2 separate regions of the Homo sapiens genome follow, and region 2 is linked to region 1. A link is a loop called in an ENCODE intact Hi-C map of the cell type or tissue named here. Cell type or tissue: PC-3. All regions are shown on one strand. Each heading gives the region's core, and the rest is flanking DNA. Links, peaks and the distances in the headings are about the cores only. Region 1 holds the start of LOC107986744 (a long non-coding RNA gene). Region 2 has its middle 150 kb from the start of GNAT3.

Region 1 (10,411 bases), core at 1,299-9,298:
TAGGCCAGTGTGATCAGATATCACCTGCGGGATGATGGGGGATGAGGAATTTGGTCAGATATCAAGGGGAATTAGACATCAAGGATGGGGTATTTTGACTAAACCTACTTAGAGAGATTCTTGCTAAATTTGAGCTCTGGGAGGTTCCACACAAGGAGAGGCCCCACTGGGCTCAGAGGACCCGGTTTAAAAGTTGGTCAGGAATCTCTGTCACTTTCTTATCATTGGGCAAGTTTCCTAACTGAATTTGCCTCTCTGCTTATCAAAGATTCTCTTTGGGATCTCTTAAATGTTGATAAATGTGGGGAATGTGGCATGGTAAAGAATAACAGTGTTTATTGGGATTAATTTCAGGACCCTGATCTGATATATATCAAATATGGGAACTGGGTTCATCAAGTCCTCCAGAAAATAAGAGACAAAAGCCATTTTGAGATTAGTTTTATCTCTGTTTTGCTTTTTGGGTCTTTTCCTTTGGTATATGCTGCTTTACTTCTTTCTGTAGTCTAGCTTTCTCTTCTTCCTAATAAATCTCTGCTTGATCCAAAGTAGCAGCCTCAGTCTCTTTGTTAACTTACTTCAAAGTCTTTATCTCAACTCACATTATTGGGAGAGTTTATGACTAGTCTGGCCAAACAATGAATTAGTCAGTTATTTTTCCAATCACCTGTGGCTGACTGAGTGTTCCTAAGATCAGGAAATACAATGCATTTTATCTTAAGGGAGCTTTGCATACAGATCACAGCATTATGTGTCTCCTAAAAAGAAAATACGCATAATTTTCAATGAATGGACAATTATTCTAATTAGACATAAATACTGTATTCACTGATTTGGTCCCAGGACTGTGAACTTGCACGTGATACCCTTTTATTTTTACTTAAAAATTATTTATTTTTATAACATGATACATACACACAAAGGCAAATAGTATTATTATATAGGATGGTTCCCTGTCCTATGACTCCCAACTTCTCCTACTTTGCCTCCCCTGAGCCAACCAAATTTGACCTTCTAAATGTTTCTTTTGCATTTGTGTCTCTCAAGTGAAATGTGTGCAGACTGCTATTAATTTTACATATTAGCCACCGAGTACCTTTTATGACAAACAAGGATTTAATTTTCTTACATCAACAACATCTCCATTTCTCCTCTTTCTTGTACCCAGTGTGTATGTCTAATTAATTATCTCATAATTTTGGGTAAAATCAGTATTTGACGTTTCCATTATTATGCCTGTGAAAGTGTTCTTCAAAGCCGAGAATTGTAGTGCACTATGATTATATTTCCCTTCCTGGTTTTTCCTTTTCCTTGAGTAAATAATGACTTTGATTCTGTTTTCTATTGCTTCAGTTTCTTTTTATCCACTCCAAATTCTTGCCACAGTTTCCAATAATCTCTATAAGCAAATTTTCAAAAAGTCAACCTCATCAGGCTCTCTCATGATACTATTTTTTTTTCTTGGAGATATCCCTTCTGGAGACCACCATTTTAATGCTTTTAGACTGACCATTCTCTAGACCAAAGACACACGTGTCATATGGAAATAATTTTGCTGATATCCTTGGAATTTTCTTCACATTTCTCCTGGATTGGATTTCTGTTTCCTTAACCTCATAACATTGTTTTTCATAGATTTACTTTCAGTGATACATATGCTACAGTTACTATATCAGGTTAAAAAGGAGAGCACATTGAAAGAATGAAAAATAGTAGAACCACTTTAAGAAACAAGTTTGGCAGATTCCTATAAAGATATAATATATATATATATTTACCATACAACCTAGCAATTCTACTCCAAAATATTTACCCAAAAGAAATATATCCACAGAAAGACCAGCGTGTAAATGTTTTTAACAATTTTGTTCCTAACAACCAAAAACATGAAACCACCCAAATGTCCATCTCCAAGTGAATGAATAAACAAATTGTGAGGTGCCCATACAATGGAATACGGCTCAGCAAAAAGTAGAAATGAACTACTAACACCTGCAATAAAACCGATGAATTTCAAAAGCATTATACTAAGTGAAAGAAGCCAAACACAAAAGGCTATGTACTGTATGCTTCCATTTATATGACATTCTGATAAAAGCAAAACTACAGGGACAGAAATCCGAGTAGCTGTTGCCAAGGGGCTTAAGGTGGGCAAAAAAGACTGACTACTAAATGGCTTGAGAGAAGATTTTTGGATGATGGAAATGTTTTACATTATGATTGGGTGGTAGTTATATAATTGCCCAAACTCGTCTCACTGCACACCTTAAAAGGATGAATTTTACTGTATGTAAATTATACCTCAATAAACCTGACTATAACAAATAATAATAATAATGGTACAGGGCATATTCCAGGGACATGGCAACAATAGCAGCATAGCTTTTTAAATTGTTTTGAATTCCTACATAAAAACAAACAAATCAAAACCCTATGGGAAAGATTTACTACAAAATTCAGGGACAATGTGCCCCTTGAATCCCCAAACAGAAGCAGGTGGGGACAAATTTCTAACAATGTCAAGATCGGCATGGGACTGGTGTTTCCACGGAAACAAGAAGAGGGGAACAGCCTCTGACTTACCTGAAAAGAATACCCCACAAAATAGCCAACACCTACTCATTATAAAGCTTAGCAGGCAAGTTCGAGAACAGGAAGGGCTATGCCCTCCACAATTTTGGGGAGAGTGGAAAGGAGAAATTGAAGGGGCTTGAGCAGTCTCGCCTTATGCACTCTAAAAATTGACCTGGCAGAACGTCCTCCTAGAACAGAGTTCTGCACTCAGAGGAACTGCTCTGAAGAGGAATAAAAACTGATCAGGACTGAGTCAAAAGAGATGAAAGAAGGAGACAGCCTAAAATCTGAGTGGAAACATTGAGTTTGAGTGTTGGGGTTTTGAACACTGCAGAAAGATGGCTGGTGGATGAACCATATGGGTTAGTGTCTTTAGTTTTTTTCCCTTAAGTTGGTCAGATTTCCTAGAATGTTCTCCGCCAGTCTTCTGCCAGGTGGCTAAAGGTTTGGCTGTAAGTATTCTCAGAGTTCAGTGGAGAAAGAAGCCTGGAGATTTCAGCCCAACCTATAATGTACATCTGGTCACTGTATCCCCTATTTTCTGTGGGATAGCAGCACTATCATCAGTGTTGATTGATCCCCATGCCAAAGACCCTCAGTCATACTTTCTCCAGGAAATAAATCCCTTGTCCTCTGACCAGTGGGATAGTGGAGAAGTGGAACTAGAGATCAAACTGCTTTGCAAACAGTTTCTCTCAGTTTTCCATTTTAGCTTCTTGCCCTTGTCTCCTAGCTCACAGACACATGGTGTTGCCTATTGCTGACTATTTCGATGGTTCTCTGCTTTAAATCTAGGGGATTCTCAAATCTCTCCACTGCTGCCTGAGTAGTCTTCTTTCTCAGCTCTGTTCAGCAAGTTACCACAGGTTCATCTGTTTTCCAGCTTCCGTTGACTTTGTATATGTATATTGCCAGGACAATCAATCTCAGTTCCTTTATCCCAATTACAGTGCTTAATATTTACATCTTTCCCTGGGATTCTCTCTTGGTTATTTGAGTTGACACTCGTAGAAGTGTATTCCTGATCTACCCAATTTGTATGCAGCACATAGTGATCTGCTATAAGAGGGTTCAAGATGTGACACACTACACAAATCACTTAAATCCTCAGGGTGGGGTCTGGAATAGTCTCTAGAGCCTCAAGTCTTTCTTCCTCAGTGCGTCAGACAGTGGCACTTTTGAGTGCCACTTGACAGTGTGTCCAAAGTCTCTGCAAGCAGTGAACTGGAGAAACATCCAGCACTTACTGCTCTACTATAAGGAAAGAAATACTCTTATCAACTGGACATCCATATAGTAGCCACTGTGGATGTTCCATGTGCCCAAAGAGTATGGTGTGCAGATCAAAGTCAAGGGCAAAACTGTCTGCACGTATATCTGAGGGTTCTGTCCATTTTACAATTCAGGTGCATTTTAGAGTCATCCAAGCTAGTAGCTGCGTCATAGCCCTAGCAATGTTATGTGTGTTCTACAAATGAAAGATTTACCATTATTTGAAATTCTTCATTTCAAAAAGTTTAAATGGATTTGAAATCTATTATAACTATCACAAGAAATGCTATCATTAGATTATTAATGAAAGAAAGATCTGTAGGATTCTTTCTATGTATATAACTTCAATAGTCCCTGCAGGGAGCCGAAGGCCCGTAGGATGTGACCAACTCAGTAGTCCACTGGAGGATATGATTAAACAGCAAACTGTTTATCATGAATGCAGGATGTGGGCAAACTCACACTGCCCTGCCACCAAAAGGTTTGCTGAGGGACATCACTCCCTGGCACCCGGCTCCTTGAAGTTATCTACTGAGAAATCTAGCACCTATTATCCAAAGGATGCAGTCTTGCCTGCTGTGAACCAAATTGCTGACTGACAATTACCCAACAATCACACCCCCCACCCCGATCTCTTTTGCCTAATAAATATGGAGGGCTGTGTAAATCTCAGGGCCCTTGTGCACTAGAGGCAAGGTGCCCCCCGACCCCTTCTTACAAATATACTCTTGTCTCTTGCCTTTGATTCCTGTGTTCGCCCCCCTTTGTTCAGTCCACCAGGTCTGTACAGGTTACAAGTCCCAAATTTTTGAATGGTTGTAAAATGTGTTTAAATGATTTGTCCATGTCTGTATAAGCAGATTTTTATTGATGGTGACTATTAAGAATTTGAAAATGTAATTAAAAAGTCTTGATAAGGAGCTGTGTGTAGCCCTTTCAAGCATAAAATCCAATTTTTAAACAGATATAAGCTCAAGTTTCTCATTAAAGGTTTTCAACAATTCTTTTTTGCAAATTTTACATGTATTTAGTATCTAAATTTCCTTCTAAACTTTGTGCTGTATTACCTTGCATATGAAAACTGTTTCAAATTTTCCCCAGGCTCCATATGAAAGCACTTGAATCCCTCCAGTTTATCTCAGTGCCTTAGACTGGATCTTCTAGAAACAGAGAATTCCAGGTAGAAGGTTTATTGGAGAATGCCCTCAGGAAATATACCTAAAGGAAGTGAAGATGGAGGCAAGACTGGACAGAGGGAGAAGCTGACTCACATTGCAGTTACAAGTGAGGCCTCAGCTTATCCTACTTGGAGCCCTAGAGCTGAATGAACTTCTAGAGTTGTTTTAAATTGAGGTGAGGGACTGAGCCTGTGTATTTATTCCCCATCAGCCATTCATTATGCTTGCTGGCAGAGGGCATAACCTTGAGTGAGGCACACTATGAAATGTCAGAAGCCTATTTCCGCAACAGCTTGGAGATGGGTAAGTCAGCCCTGGGCAGAACACCACAGAATCTGCAGCACGGACTGCTCAGGAAGTGCTGCCGAGTTACCATAGGAATTGAATCAACATTCACGGGGATTGTTTACATTGGCCTGCTTTTTCTGAAATACTCTGTACCTCCTGAGTATTGTTTGACGTTGTGGGTAACAACACTATATATTTTCATAGCACCTATTATTCCATAATATTATAACTTAATTTGTATGCTGTCACATGTTTTGTGACTGTTATGATGTAAAAATGTGAGGGGATGTTGACAGTGTAATTAATTATTTTATCACCAGCACCTAGATCACACTGACTGGCATATAGTAGCACTCAATAAGTGTCTACTAAGTGAGTGATAAAATGAATGAATGAATGCACTATTTTTCTTTTTTCTTATTTTTTTTCTTTAAGCTGTGCTTCTCAGCATCTTATTCTGCAATAAAATGTGTTTGAATGGAAATGCCACAAAGCCAATCTCAATAACTCCCTTGGACCTCAAAGGAGTTCACAGATTCGTGAAAGATCATCTGATGAGGTGTCCTGTCCAGGAATTTACTGTTCACATTTTATGGAAAATTATTTCCTTAATTTTAACCTAAAATTGCCTTAAATTTTTTAAAGTGCTTTTTAAAATTACTAGTCATCTTTTAGAATAGAGTTGTCAGTTCTACAGAAAATGAAGTTCCCCATATATGTACATTTTTCAATGTACTGTACTCTTTTCAACAGTAATTGTTACCTACTAGAGTAAATTTAGAACTAAGGAACATAGACTCGTATATATTTTCCACCTCTTATCTCTTTCAGGATGTTGTCTTACTCTGATAATTATCTGATTCTCTTAGTAGAGTTATAAATTTCCCTTCTGAGTCTTGATAACTTATCTGAAAACTCTGTAGCACAATATATATCTTCTGAGTGGACTTTTTGCTAACAATCTGTTCAGAAATTATTCCATCTACTTCTGCCGTGTCACTAGGGATAAATGGCCACAGCAGTGTTTTTCTTCTGGGTTTTAATCAGATTATCAGAGCTAGCTTCTTTCTTGGGTTTTAAAATATGTTTTAATTTTTCCACTTATCTCTCCTAATCATCTGATTGGTTATTACTTTCAGATCTTTTTGTTTCTTTCATAGTCCATAATACATGCTGAGCTATGGGACTTGTGACACATTTTTTGAATAATTTTTAAATAATGTAGCTTTTAGACATTCCCAGTGTGGAAAACATATTTCTTCAAATTAACTGAAGATATTTTTGTTGGCAGTTGAATTACTTTTTCTTCTTAATTTTTCTTTAAGCCTTAATCTTCTTGGCTGTACATCTAAAATCATCACTTATGTATAATTCTCCTTGGCTTCCTTCAATACAATTAATGATCTTTCATATGTACTCCTTTGGTTGCTATTATTTTCAGGGCCTTTTGTTTCAAAAATAATCAGCCACATTGCCACTGTTGAAACAGTTTAATTTAGTCAAAGGTCCAGATAGTGGAGGACCATTTATAAGACTCCTTTACAGGACTCTTGGTGTTTTAATGGTGGTCTGTCTATAAGTATATGAATAGAGTTCTTAGAAGGAGCAGCTAGGTTTGTCTCTGTCCTGATTATAGTTATATCTTCCCTTTAGTGTCTGGGAGCTCTTCTGTAATTTTTACATTGGACAATGGTAGTTTGCTTACTTCCAAGTGTTAGGGAGAGTTTTCATTCTTAAAACTTGCCCAGTAATCATACTACATAATAATTATTAACATTTATTACTACTACATTTTAAGCATCATTCCTACTTTGTAAATCATTCCATTATTTCCTTTAGTCTTTTTTACATTCCTTACAAAACATTATTACTATCAATTTTACAAATGAGAAAACCAAAATTAGCTTGATTAAGCAATTGTCCATCATGAAACCACCAGTACATAAGGGAACTGGGCTTTCAAATCTTAGCTTATCTGTGATATTTCACTATCTCATATACAGGTCCTTTCTTGAAATGACAACTTCCTTCCTCCATTTAATCTCTTAAACCATAATTACATTGGTCTTGTAATTCTTATAACTCTGTTTAAATCTGTGAATAAGAAAATGAAGCACAGTAGTTACTGGAATTTGCTAGTAACTTTAACCAGCGCAAATCTTTTCTACGATGTGAGTGTGATTTCGTGGGGGCGGGGTAGGAAGTGGTTTGGCAGAGAACATTCTAGGGTAGAATGCTTTTTGAGAAATGTTCCTACATTACTTTTTCATATTCAAAGCAAATTTCCCAAGGTAAATAAATTGTTTATTCTTGAGGCTGAGATTACTGCAGTTTACTAATGTAAATTAACTTTTCAGTTAAACATCTTATGTTGTCTCTGCATGAGTTATCGATTCTTTATTGCTACCACTATCACCACCCTGCTTTAAAAAAATTCTGTATTCAATGTCCAAACTTGCATCTATTCAAGAGTGACTTCCCCAGTGTCTTCCAAATAAAGAGATTAAGTTAACTTTTATTCATTCACAGTGCCCTGTGCGAAAAAAAAAAAAAAATCTGTAAGTTCTGCTCTCAATACTCAATATTTTTGATAAAACAATGACTTCTTTGAAGCTTAAGATAAACATTAACTACAAGACTGATACAGTTTGTATATTTGTCCCACCCAGATCTCATGTTTTCACCCCAATGTTGGAGGTGAGGCCTGGTAGGAGGTGACTGAATCATAGGAACAGATTTCTCATGAAATAGTTTAACACCTTCTTCTTGGTACTGTCCTAGTGAGAGTGAGTGAGTTCTCACAAGATGTGGTCGCTTAAAAGTGTGTGGTACATTCCCCCTCTCTTTTTTGCTCTGTTCTCATCCTACATGTGCTTGACCCCGCTTCACCTTCTGCCATGAGTAAAAGCTCCCTGAGGCCACCCCAGAAGCAGATGCCGCTATGCTTCCTGTACAGCCTGCAGAACTGTGAACCAATTAAACCTCTTTTCTTATAAGTTACCCAGTCTCAGGTATTTCTTTATAAAAATACAAGAATGGCCTAAGACAAAGGCAGAGTAAATAAATCAAATGAAATGAAACAGAAAAGAAAGAGCGTTGAGAATTTTGATTGGGAGTAAGGACTTATTAGATTTACCTGGAAAATTAAACAAATGAGAATTGCAAATCATGTTCAAAAGTGAATTATGTTATCAGATAATCAACATTTATTTTAACATTATAAAATTAACACAATGTGGTGGTGGCTTAAGAATCTAGGGAAAGATAAGGGATAGCTCTGGAACCAATGTTAGAATCTTAATATAAGATTTAAAATATCATAAATCCATAGGAAAGGATGTATTATTTCTAACGTTGTGTTTGGAAAATTATTTATTTTGAAAAAAGCCCAATTATCAGTTTGTGTTACATTCAAAATATATAGAAACTTGATGGAAAGTTTAAAGTAACAACTGAAACTATGAAATGCATATGAATATGTACTGTATGCAGTTGGGAGACTTTCTAAGCATAAGATCATTGTAATACATCATGAAGATGATAGATTTGCCTACTACATAAAAATTTAAAATTTTCATATATCAAACCCATTAATACTTTCTACACTATTTAAAAGTTTATTTCCTTTTACATATAAGTAATATAAATCATTAAGCAAAATGACCAAATTTATGAATAAATATTTTATGGAAGTTATATAAATAACTAATGAGCATATGGAAAAAATCCCACTTGTGATTAATTAGTTAAATTCAAATAAAGGAATACCAGCAGGTCATAATAACCTATAAATTGGCAGCAAGAAAAATATATAGACTGTTGCCATTTCAAATATATAGTCCTCACAAGGTGGTAAGTAAGATATCTGGCAAAAAAATTAGGTTTTATGTATTTGCCAAAGAATAGTGAAAACAGGAGGAAGTAAGTACTTCTGGTTTATATAATTATTGAATCTAAATCTCCACTATTTCTTTGGATGGAACAAGGGCAATTTCAAGACAGTTGAGTCCCATTTGGGACACAGAGACCCTGTATTCAAAATATGAAATATGAAACTTTGGAATATAGGTGGCAACTATTTACAGATACTATGTACATTTTATATATATATATATACATACACATATATGTATATATACACACATATATACATATTATATATTTATATATACACGTATAAAATAGATAATTGATAAATCTAAAAGTAATGACTGCTTTTTTAAGATTCATTAATGCCTATGAGTGCTAATATTTCACAAAATAATGCAAAGGTTAAATGTATAGTGTTGGTCAAAACTGACATAGTAAATATCTTTATTATTAGAATAAAATTATTATACTTGAACTCATGCATTATTTTTCTTTGCAATTATCATATAAACATAATCCTACCTCATGAATTTAGTTTTTCTTTTTTAGCTTCTTTTCACATTTTGTTTGAGCCACAGAAATACGAAATGAACACTATGCATATATGTTTTAATTTATTATTTTCCCAGGTCATATTTTCACTAGAATCTTTTGTTCCAAGTCATTTAATGAATTTCATAAGGATGAGTCTGTTCAAAATGAGATGTCTTGGATTATAAACATAGTGTGCTTGTGCTTGGGGAAAAAAAGAAAAAGAAGAAAGAGAGAAATATTTTTCAAAAAAACAGATGAGTAAGTTAGCATAGCCAAAGGGCAGCAACATCTGATGTGGTGACAGGCTTTGCAAGCTTCATGTATTAATGCAGTTTCCATAGCAGCCACTACCTCACATGATAGTTCAAAATAATTTGTAATTGCCAAGAACTTTTAAAGGGAAACACACCCAACTCTGATATATTTTCAAAAATCAACTAAATGTTTCTGAATCTAGATCCTTGACACAGGTTGAACAATGAAATTTTATAGAGGACACAACCTCTAAATCTGTACTTCCTCATTTATAAAATAGGGGTAAAAACACATGCCATGCCTGCCTCACAGGATCAGTGAGTGATGTATGTCAGCATGCTTTGGAAAGTGAAAAATGCCGTACAAATGCAGAGTATGATTAACTTACAGAATCATCCACTATTATAACCAGAAGAAATGTTAGAGACCGCCAGGTCTCA
Region 2 (10,411 bases), core at 1,111-9,110, 50 kb before region 1:
TACTGCAGCCATGACTTCCTGGGTTCCAGTGATCCTCCCACTTTGGCCTCTTGAAGTGCCCAGATTATAGACATGATCCATTGTGCCTGGCTAACAATTTCTTAAATAAATCTAAAGAGAACTTACACAAGATATTTGAATTTAGTACTTGGATATTAACCATATTTTAAGGTATAAGTGCATAACTGAAGTTAACTTTTGACAATGGCAAAAAAAAAAACAAATAAAACATAAAAACTATATTGAACTAATGAAATAGAGTAACCAGGAGAAAAGAAAAAACACCAACCAATCAACAAACAAACAAAAACATTACCTGGAAAGCTGCTGCGGATCATAGAAGCTATTATTGATATTGTGGAATAATCAGATATAATGTTAGGCATTCTTCATAAAATTTCTGGCTATTTTTATGTATTTATATTTTTAAAACTTATGGTTTTTTAAAAATAATTTCAACTTTAATTTTAAATTCAGGGTGTACATGTGCAGGTTTCTTACCTGAGTATATTGCGTGATGCTGAGTTTTGAGGTGTGAGTGATACTATCATCACAGTACTGAGCAGAGTACTTAATAGTTTTTCAGTCCTTGGCTCCCTCACTCTCTCCCTGCTCTAGTAATCTACGGTTTCTGTTGTTGCCGTCTTTATGTCCATGAGTACCCAATGTTTATCTCCCACTTATAAACGAGAACATGTAGTCCTTGGTTTTCTGTTCCTATGTTAATTTGTTTAGGATAATGGCCTCTAGCTGCATCCATGTTGCTACAGAGGATATGATTTCATTCTTTTTTATGGCTGCATAGTATTCCATAGTGTGTATATATCACATTTATCCAATCCACCATTGATGGGCACCAAGGTTGATTCCATGTCTTTGCTACTGTGAATAGTACTGCATTTAATGTGTGCATGCATATTTTTGGTAGAAAAATTTATTTTCTTTTGGATATATACCCAGTAATGGGATTGCTGGCTCAAATACTAGATCTGTTTTGAGTTATTTGAAAAATCTCCAAACTGCTTTCCACAGTGGCTAAACTAATTTACATTCCCTCCAACAGTTGTTCTCTTTTCTTCACAATCTCACCAGTATCTATTTTTTTGACTTTTCAGTAATAGCCATTCTGACTGGTATGACATGGTATCTCATTGTGGCTTTGATTCACATTTCTCTGATAATGTTGAGCATTTTTTCAAATGTTTGTTGGCTGCTTGTATGTCTTTTGAGAAATGTCTGTTCATGTTTTTTGTCCATTTTTAAATGGGGTTATTTGTTTTTTGCTTGTGCAATTGTTTAAGTTCTTTACTGATTCTGGATATTAGACTTTTGTAAGATTTGTATTTGCTAATATTTTATTCCATTCTGTAAGTTGTCCATTTACTCTGTTGACAGTTTCTTTTGCTGTGCAGAAGCTCTTTAGTTTAATTAGGTCCCACTTGTCAATTTTTTTGTTGTTGATGTCATTGTTTTTGAGGACTTAGTCATAAATTCTTTCCCAAGGCCAATGTCCAGAATGGTGTTTCCTAGCTTTTCTTCTAGGATTCTTATAGTTTGAGATCTTATATTGAAATCTTCAATCCATCCAGTTGATTTTTATACCTAGTGAAAAATAGGGATCTAGTTTCATTCTTCTGCATATGGCTAGCCCGCTATCCCAGCACCATTTATTGATCAGGAAATATTTTCCCAATTGCTTGTTTTTGTCAACTTTCTTGAAGATCACATGGCTGCAGGTGTGCAGCATTACTTCTGAGTGCTCTATTCAGTTCCATTGGTCTCTGTGTCTGTTTTTGTACCAGTACCTTGCTGTTTTGGTTACTATAGCTTTATAGTATAGTTTGAAATCTGGTAATGTAATGCATCTGGCTTTGTTCTTTTTGTTTAGGAATGCTTTGGCTATTTGGGTTCTTTTTTGGTTCCATATGAATTTTAGAATAGTTTTTTCTAGATCCATGAAAAATGAAATTGGTAGCTTGACAGGAATAGCATTGAATCTGTAGATTGCTTTGGGCAGTATATCTTGGCATTTTTTAATGGACATTACAAATATATCCCTTTGGGTCTCCTAGATCTGTCTTATATAGACTTATCTAACCCAAAAGCTATATTTGTACTTCTCATCTGCTTAGTATAAAGATCTTCATTTAGACATGTATTAATGTCACAATGTATTAAAGTTGAAATTTTAAGAAATGAATAAATTTTCTGTATCTTATATCAAACCATTGTTGAATACTCTTTAATCATTATTCAATATTCTCCATAAAAGCATAATTTCCTCTCAGATACTATTATCCAGAAAATACTATATTCTCCTAATGAACTAATATGTTCCCTTTTATCAAAAAATATACTATATAACCCATCATACCCCAAAAGCAGTAAGGTAAAGGAAAAAAATATATTGACTTTATAGTGAGACTCATATTTCTATTCCTATAGCAATGTGACCTCCCTGAGTCTCAGTTCCCTCAAAATCCAACTGGGTAAACTCCATTAGGTTTCAAGGTCTGTGAATAATCCTCTATGGCTCCTGGCTCCACCCTCTGGGCCTGAGGTTCTGAAAGGGACAAAGAGAGGATGGATACAAAATGAAAGAAGGCTGTTGAAGTCTCCAAATTTTACGGGTAGAAAATAGGCTGATACAACCACATGGTAATGTAAATTCCTTCAGCTACTGTGGAAAGCGATTTGGCGATTTCTCGCAGAACTGTAAACAGAGCTATCACTTGACCTAGCAGTTCCATTACTGGGTGTATATCCAAAAGAAAATAAATTGTTCTACCAAAAAGACTCATGCACCCAGATGTTCGTTACAGCATTGTTCACTCAAAGACATGGAATCAACCTAAGTGCCTATCAGCAATGGATTGGATAAAGAAAATGTGGTACATATACACCAGAGAAGAAAAAGGAAGAATGTCTCAAAGACTGGTGTCTTAGGTCCAGAATGCACACAACAGATACTTAACAAAAAAAATATAAGAATGACAAGCACATGAAAGATATTCCATATTATTTGTCACTAGGGAAATGCAAATTAAAACCACAGTGCTATATGTCTAGATAACCACCAAAAAGGCTATAAACAAAAAGTCATATAACAAGAGTTGATAAAAATACTAAGAAATTTGAACTCTCACACAATGTTTGTGTGAACGTAAAATGAAACTTTGAAAATAGTTTGTAAGTTTCTAATAAATTTAAACTTACATTTATCATACAACCACAGTTCCACTCCTAGATATTTACCCAAGAGATACGAAAACCTATGTTCTCCTAGAGAGATTTGTACTCAATAATATTCAAAGTAGTTGTATTCATAATAGCCAAAAACTGGACAATAACATAATGGCCAAAAAGATGTCTATCAACTGAAATGTAAAAACAAAGTTGGTATATCCATTAAAAATATTACTCAGCAACACAAAAGAATGAAATACTAATAAAACAACATGGGTGAATCTCTAAATTATTATATAAGAAGCCATACATAAAGAAATATGTGCTCTAGGAATCAATTTTATGAATTCTAGAAAAGGTAAACCTATTATAAGATACAGAAATCTGTGTTTGTCAGGGGAAAGGGTTTGAGGCCAGGAAATGAAAGGCAAAGGACTTTTTGGAGTGAGAGAAATGTTTCATAATTCAGGAGTGTCCAATCTTTTGGTTTCCCTGGGCCACATTGGAAGAAGAAAAATTGTCTTGGGCTACACATAAAATATATAACACTAATAACAGTTGATGAACTAAAAAAAAAATCACAAAAAAAATCTCATGTTATGAATTTGTGTAGGGCCTCATTCAAAGCCATCCTGGGCTGTGGGTTAGACAAGCTTGTTTTGTATCATGATTGTCATGGTGTTTATTTGACTGTATGTTTGTCCTAACTCATGAAATTGTAATTCTTAAAACTGGTGAATATTGTTGCATATAAATCATACTTCCATGATTAAAAAATCAAATTGACAGCAAAAAAATTAGTGCAATTATTGGGATAGTAACACTCTCACTAGATTGCATTCTGATTTTCTTTCTTAGAGGGAGGAAAGAAATGAGTTGTAGCTAGAACACTCAGAATTGCCCCCCCAAAATCTAGATAGGCCCATAGTAGTATCTACCTCACTTGACTATTATTGGTTTAGTGTTTCCTCTATTGAAAGTGAGGTGGTGGAAAAGGTGAATGTACAATTGAGGAAGAGAGACCAATCAGAGTTATTGTGATAGTTAAGTGAGAGATTATGAGGATCTTATTCAGGATAATAATAGTTTGAATGGGAATATGCGTTTTGATTAAAAAAATATATTAATGATTTTCATGATTATGAGCTTGCTTTCCTATGCAGGCATTCACCCTTGGCATATATCCTGCAAAGTCATTCTTTTCTGAGTCATATGGCCCAAATGACATATTTTAAGACACTTATAATAGTTACATTAAATTTTAAAATGGGCTTTGAGTCAGAGTGACACAAAAAGCCAATATCACCAGCAGTCAGTGAAAATTAACATATTGCTGACACTTGGTCCTGTATTATTCTATTTCTGTTCCACTCGCTTTGTAAAAAAAAAAAAAAATTAAGAATAAGATTTTTTTTTAGAGTAGTAGAACTCACTTTTTTCAGGGCAAAATGACATATAATCAACTTTAACATTTCATTCTCTTCACCAGAGCAAGTAACAGTGATCCAAATTGGGAAATTGGAATGAAAGGAAACTTTAAGAAGGGTTTTAATAAAAGACTTCCAGGAAAAAATCCAAGCAGTTAAACAGAAGTATCCAAAAAATATGGTCTCTTTAACGCCATTACAGGGGTGGCTTTACAGATTTCCAATGCCCAAAAGTCTACCAAGATTTACTCTGTTCCAATTCAAATAACACTCATTCTTCATCAAAGAAAAGCAAAGAGAAACACAAAATGCTTAGTAAATTTGTGGGCAATCTGTTTGCTATTCTGAAAGAAAAGTAAATATTTGTAGCATTTATAAAGCATGCTATAGAATCCTGTAACTGAAAAAAAAAAAAGACTCTGAATGGCATCTTTTTCTAACTGCATAAACAGCTGGCTCTTGGATGGATGTTTGGCTGAAACATTTTACCATCCTGGACACCATGCTTACTTTAAATGATTCCAGGAATTTGCAGAATGTGGAGATAACATCTGTTACCAAGGTATGTGGAACACATCTACTCCAATTGCTCTTCCAATAAGGGAATCATGCAAGTTTTTTAGATCAGCAGAAAAACACAGTTTTGAAAATTGGATGACATGATCTGGGACTACAGGTGTGCACCACCATACCCAGCTAATATTTTAGTTTTTTTTCAAGACTGGGTCTCACTTTCTTGCCCAGGCTAGTCACTGATTTCTTAATTTCAGTCATTTTGTATTTTTTTAAATCTAGAATTTCCATTTGGTTCTTTTTTAATGGTATCAAATTCTTTGCCAGAAAGCTCACTGTTGACTTCAATTACTTGAACAAAAAATTATTTTGTAAATTCATTTATTATATTTCTAATATTTGCACTAACTGAATCATTGACTATTCTGCGTCTACCCACTATTTTTTCAAGTATCTTTTGATACAATTATTTTATCTTTTCTTTAGACATGTTATTTATTTTTGACTGAGAATAAGGAATTGTATTCCACACATGGAAACCATGTAAGAGCAGGGAAATAGTAAATATTTTTAAACACATAAAAGGAAAAATATACAGCAAATTTGGATTTATCCTATTACACTTAGTCACTATTTTACAACATTTACACAGGTCAAGTTTTTAGATGGCTTCCGTGAGTTCACAGGCTCACTAGAAAGCCCACAAAGACTTCTGAAACTCAGGGCCAGCAGGAAGGTAAGGTGAGTAGAGACCAAGAAGAGACTCCCTCACAGGTGAAAAGTATTGGACAGTTGCAGTCCAGGATCAAAGAAGCTGCAAGTTTGTTGTTAGAGAGGGCAATCAAAAAGTTCAAGTCTAAAAGTAGACTACTGTTATCACTAGAAAAAATTGGGAAGCATTTGTAGGTAGAGGTTAAAGAGATTGAAAAATTGCTGATGACAAGGGCAACTAGAAAGTTCAAGTCTCAATAGCTTCACAAATCACCCCCATGGAGTTAGGTCCGGCAATCAAGGAACAGAATCAAGAATTCCAAGGTATTATCCCTTTCATATGTGTATTTCAATTCTGATCATTTATCATGCACTAATTGAGCCATCAGTATTTATCACCTTGACCATAGCAATCGCATTTTAATTTACTGGTCTCTGTGCATCCACTTTTGTCCTGCTGCAGCTTATTGTTCTTAAAGCAGAAAGGCCTTTTAAAATGTAGGAATGATCATGTCATATCCTGGCTCAAAAACCATTCAATGACTTCCCATAACAATTATAATAAAATGTAAACTCTTCATCATAGCCTGCAAGGATCCTACAGAACCTGGCCCTTGCCTACCTCACCCATTCTGCCTGTCATCCAACATTCTCTAGCCACACTGGCCTCCTCAGTTCATGAGGGTTTATTATTTTATTTTTCTTAATAATACTTACGTGTTAGACCGTTCTTGCAATGCTGTAAGGAATTACCTGATACTGGGTAATTTATAAGAAAAGAGGTTTAATTGGCTCACTGTTCTGCAGACTGTACAGAAGTATAGTGGTATCCACTTCTGGGGAGGCCTGAGGAAGCTTCTAATCATGGCAGAAGTTGAAGCTGGTATGTAAAATGCAAAAGCAGGAGCAAGAGAGAGAGAGAGAGAAAGGTGAGGGGAGATGCCACACACCTATCTCTTGAGAACTCACTCACTATCCTGAAAACAGCACCAAGACATGAAGGATCCACCCCCATAATCTAAACACCTCCCACCAGGCCCCGCCTCCAGCATTAGGTATTACATTTCAACATCAATTTGGGTGGGGACAAATATCTAAATTAGGTCAACTTATGTCCACCAGAACTTGTGTAATAGATTTATTTGTTTCTTTCTCTTCCACTAAGATCTGTAAGAGCAGGCAATTTGTTGAGTCTATTGTTCTCTCCAAGAAAATAAAAGATTGACTGGAAAAAAGGAAGTGCTCAGCACGTCTTCGTAAAATTAATTACTGAATTAGAAGATGAGAGGTACATGAATACAAGGAGGAAAAGCTGAAGGATGCTGGTCAGATACTAAACACCTTCATATCAGTTAAGTTCAGAGAACTGGAGGGAAATAGAAGTGAAAGAGAGTCCAGTAGCTGTTACTGAGCTAGGGAATCAGGATTTCATTCCAATTCTAAGCTAGGGGATAGACCCAAGAATATAGATACACTTCCTTTATTGGCCTTAGTTCCTAAGGACTAGAGGAAGACTTGGGTCCCCAGGTTGTCAGGGTGAGCTTGGGGTTAGGGTAGGGGGAAATATCAATAAATTTAGCTGTGAGGTCTACTGAAGACAGAAGCAGGTGAGAAAGAACTGTTAGCAGAAGCCTAATAGTTGTGAAAGAAGCCAATTCTTCCTGATTTTCCCAGCATTCTCCTCTCTCATAAGAATCATAGAGGTTTATTCATGACAAAGAACTTTATTCATGACAAAGAGGCACTTCCAATAGTTTGTTCACGCCCAGAAAATAAAAATAGGCCCAAGGGAGAATAGACATATTATGTTCTGGAAATGGTTGTGCTACACAATGAATAGTTGAAACCACAGGCTGGGGCTGCATAGTGAATCCAATCAGTTGAACAGGAACGTGGTCTCTTTCTTCACAGTAACAGGAGAAATGGTTGAAAAAATGTATTACTACTCAAAACATACACATAATTAATATTTCAGCCTAGCTTTGCCTCCAGGTTTTTTAGCTATTCTCAAGGAGTAAGAGTGGTTACTAGTTATAAAAGGGTTATGATTTCTGTGTTTAAAAAAGTAGTACCTGGTGTGTGACCATTGGAAATGATCTAGGCGTTAAGAGTCACTCATATGCAAAGCCAAATTTTAAAAAAAAGGTTAGAAACCTGCTTACAATCTTTTCTGACTTCAAACTGCATCATAAAACTAGTCAAGCTTAACTCACTGACGTGCATGCCCATTTATGAAGGCAGTGGGGCTTGGGATCATTTTTCTTTACCCTATCAAAATCATGATTTATAATCTGACTCTTTGTTAAAAATGTTAACAGTAAAAATATACTTCACTCATTGCTTTATATATTATTTCTATAGAGCTTAAGATACGAGAAATACAGTGTCCCATGATAACAAGCAAGTTGTCCACCATAAATAATAAAAATTAAATCATAAATACAGGTGACTTTTAAGAAGAAAGAATGAAAGGAGGGAGAGAGGGAGGGAAGGAAGCAGGGGAAACAGATATAATTATGGGCTAAATAAATAAATACTATGGGTTCTGCTATTTTTCCTTTCTATGAACATTTTTCAGAAGTCTAACCTTATTCAAAATTTCTCATAGTTTAGAAGCACAGGTACAGAAGAAAGATATGAGGAAACGGCAGGAAAAGTAAAACTAGGAAACACTGGAGTATTTAATGAAGATTAGGGGAGAACATAGAGACGGTGTTTTACTTTCCTCCAATCTCCCCAGTATTACCTCATAATCCTTTTCAAAGACTAATGTTTGGTTTTGTTTCAGTTCTCTGTTTTTGTTGCTTTTCTATATTTTATTTATCTTTTCAGTTTTTATTATATAATTTATTATTGTTGTTGTTTATGTTATTTATTTCTTATTTTTATGTTCATTTTCCAGCTTCTTATGTAGAATTCTTGGTTTATTTGTTCTTTCCTTTACTTGTTTAGAAAAAAATATAAATTTATTTAAAAATGTATAAAACAGTAAATTTCTCTCTAAGTAGTACTTTAGCTTTGTCTTTCAAATTTTGACAAGTAGTGCCTTAAGTATTACAAATAGTGTAAATTAAATTAAATGATTTAAATGAATTATAATATTTATTGATCCCCTTTATTATTTTAAGCACAGTGGTTATTTAAAATTATGCTATTTAGTTTCCAAATAGATTGAATGTTTGGCTACTTTTTTTTTTTTTTGAGATGGAGTCTCGCTGTGTCACCCAGGCTTGAGTGCAGTGGTGCCATCTCCACTCACTGCAACCTCCAACTCCCGGGTTCAAGCGATTCTCCTGTGTCAGCCTCCCGAGTAGCTGGGACTACAGGCACGCACCACAACACCCGGCTAATTTTTGTATTTTTAGTAGAGAGGGGGTTTCACTATGTTGGCCAAGCTGGTCTTGAACTCCTGACCTGGTGACCCGCCCATCACATTCAGACTCCCAAAGTGCTGGGATTACAGGCATGAGCCACCGTGCCCGCCCAACGTCTAGGTTTTTAATTTATAAGTTTACTACACTAAATTAAAGAACATAAAGTCAAAATTTCTATTCCATGGAATTAATTGAAATTTTTATTGTAATACTTTTTCTCTTCTCTTTCTAGGGTTTTTTTTTTAAATGAGATGAAACTCAAATAGCATACTATTAAGCATTTTGAAATGTATAATTCAGTGGCATTTAGCCCATTCACAGTGTTGTGCAAGACCATGGCTCTCCAGTTTCAAAACCTTTCTTCATCCCAGAACAATACTCTGTATCCATTAAAAACCCTCAACTCTCCTCCCATCCCCTGGCAACTACTAATCTGCTTGCTGTCTCTATGAATTTATCTGTTCTGGGTATTTCATATAAAAGGAATGGCTTTCATGCATGGCTTCTTTTCCTTAGCATGTTTTTGTGGTTCATCCAAGTTTTAGCAGCCATCGGTGCTTCATTACCTTTTATGAATGAATAATATTCTATAGCATGTATGGACCACAATTTATCCATTCACCTCTCAGTGGACATCTCAATCATTTTTCTACCTTTTGGCTATTATGAATAATGTATGAAAGTTTCTGTGTGGACATATCATTTTATTCCTCCTAGGCATACACTTAAAACGAAATTGCAGGGTCATATGGTAATTATATATGTTAACTTTTTGAGGCACCACCAAATCGTTTTCCCCAGTGGCTGCATCATTTTACATCCCCACCCATGTACAAGAGTTCTACATTCTCCACAACACTTGCCATATTTGGCTGTTTAATTATAGCCATCACAGTGGGTATGAAGTGATATCTCACTGTAGTATTGATTTGCATATCCTTAATTACCATTTACGTTGAACATCATTTCCTGTGCTCATTGCCCATTTGTACATTTTCTTTGAAAAAAATGTATATTTATGTCCTTTACCCATTTTTTTATTGGATTGTTCATCTTTTTCTTCTTGACTTGTTTTCTTTAGGTTGGTACAAAAGTAGTTGCAGTTTTGCCATTACTTTTAGTGGCAAAAACTGGAATAACTTTTGCACCAACCTAATATATATTCTCCATACTAAATTCTTATCAGATATATGATTTACA

The links. Hi-C counts contacts between places; a loop is a spot of excess contacts. Peaks named below come from ENCODE experiments on the same cell type or tissue, not always from the same donor. Only the 100,000 strongest peaks of a DNase experiment are listed, where the experiment ranks them.
Region 2: it touches region 1 in a loop (5-fold over the local background); 4 of 110 quality-filtered maps call a loop at or near these places.

Annotation. Positions count from the first base shown.
Region 1 is chr7:80,307,263-80,317,673 of GRCh38, reverse strand. It overlaps LOC107986744 (a long non-coding RNA gene), which reads left to right and starts at 5,218. Exons shown (of 3, transcript XR_001745026.2): 1 at 5,218-5,327. In PC-3, for the core only: no CTCF peak of the experiment used is centred there; DNase peaks (open chromatin) are centred at 5,113 and 5,193; H3K27ac peaks cover 1,724 bases.
Region 2 is chr7:80,356,879-80,367,289 of GRCh38, reverse strand. No RefSeq gene overlaps it. Among named protein-coding and RNA genes, the nearest start is that of GNAT3, 150 kb to the left of the region's middle. In PC-3, for the core only: no CTCF peak of the experiment used is centred there; no DNase peak of the experiment used is centred there; H3K4me3 peaks cover 822 bases; H3K27ac peaks cover 2,686 bases.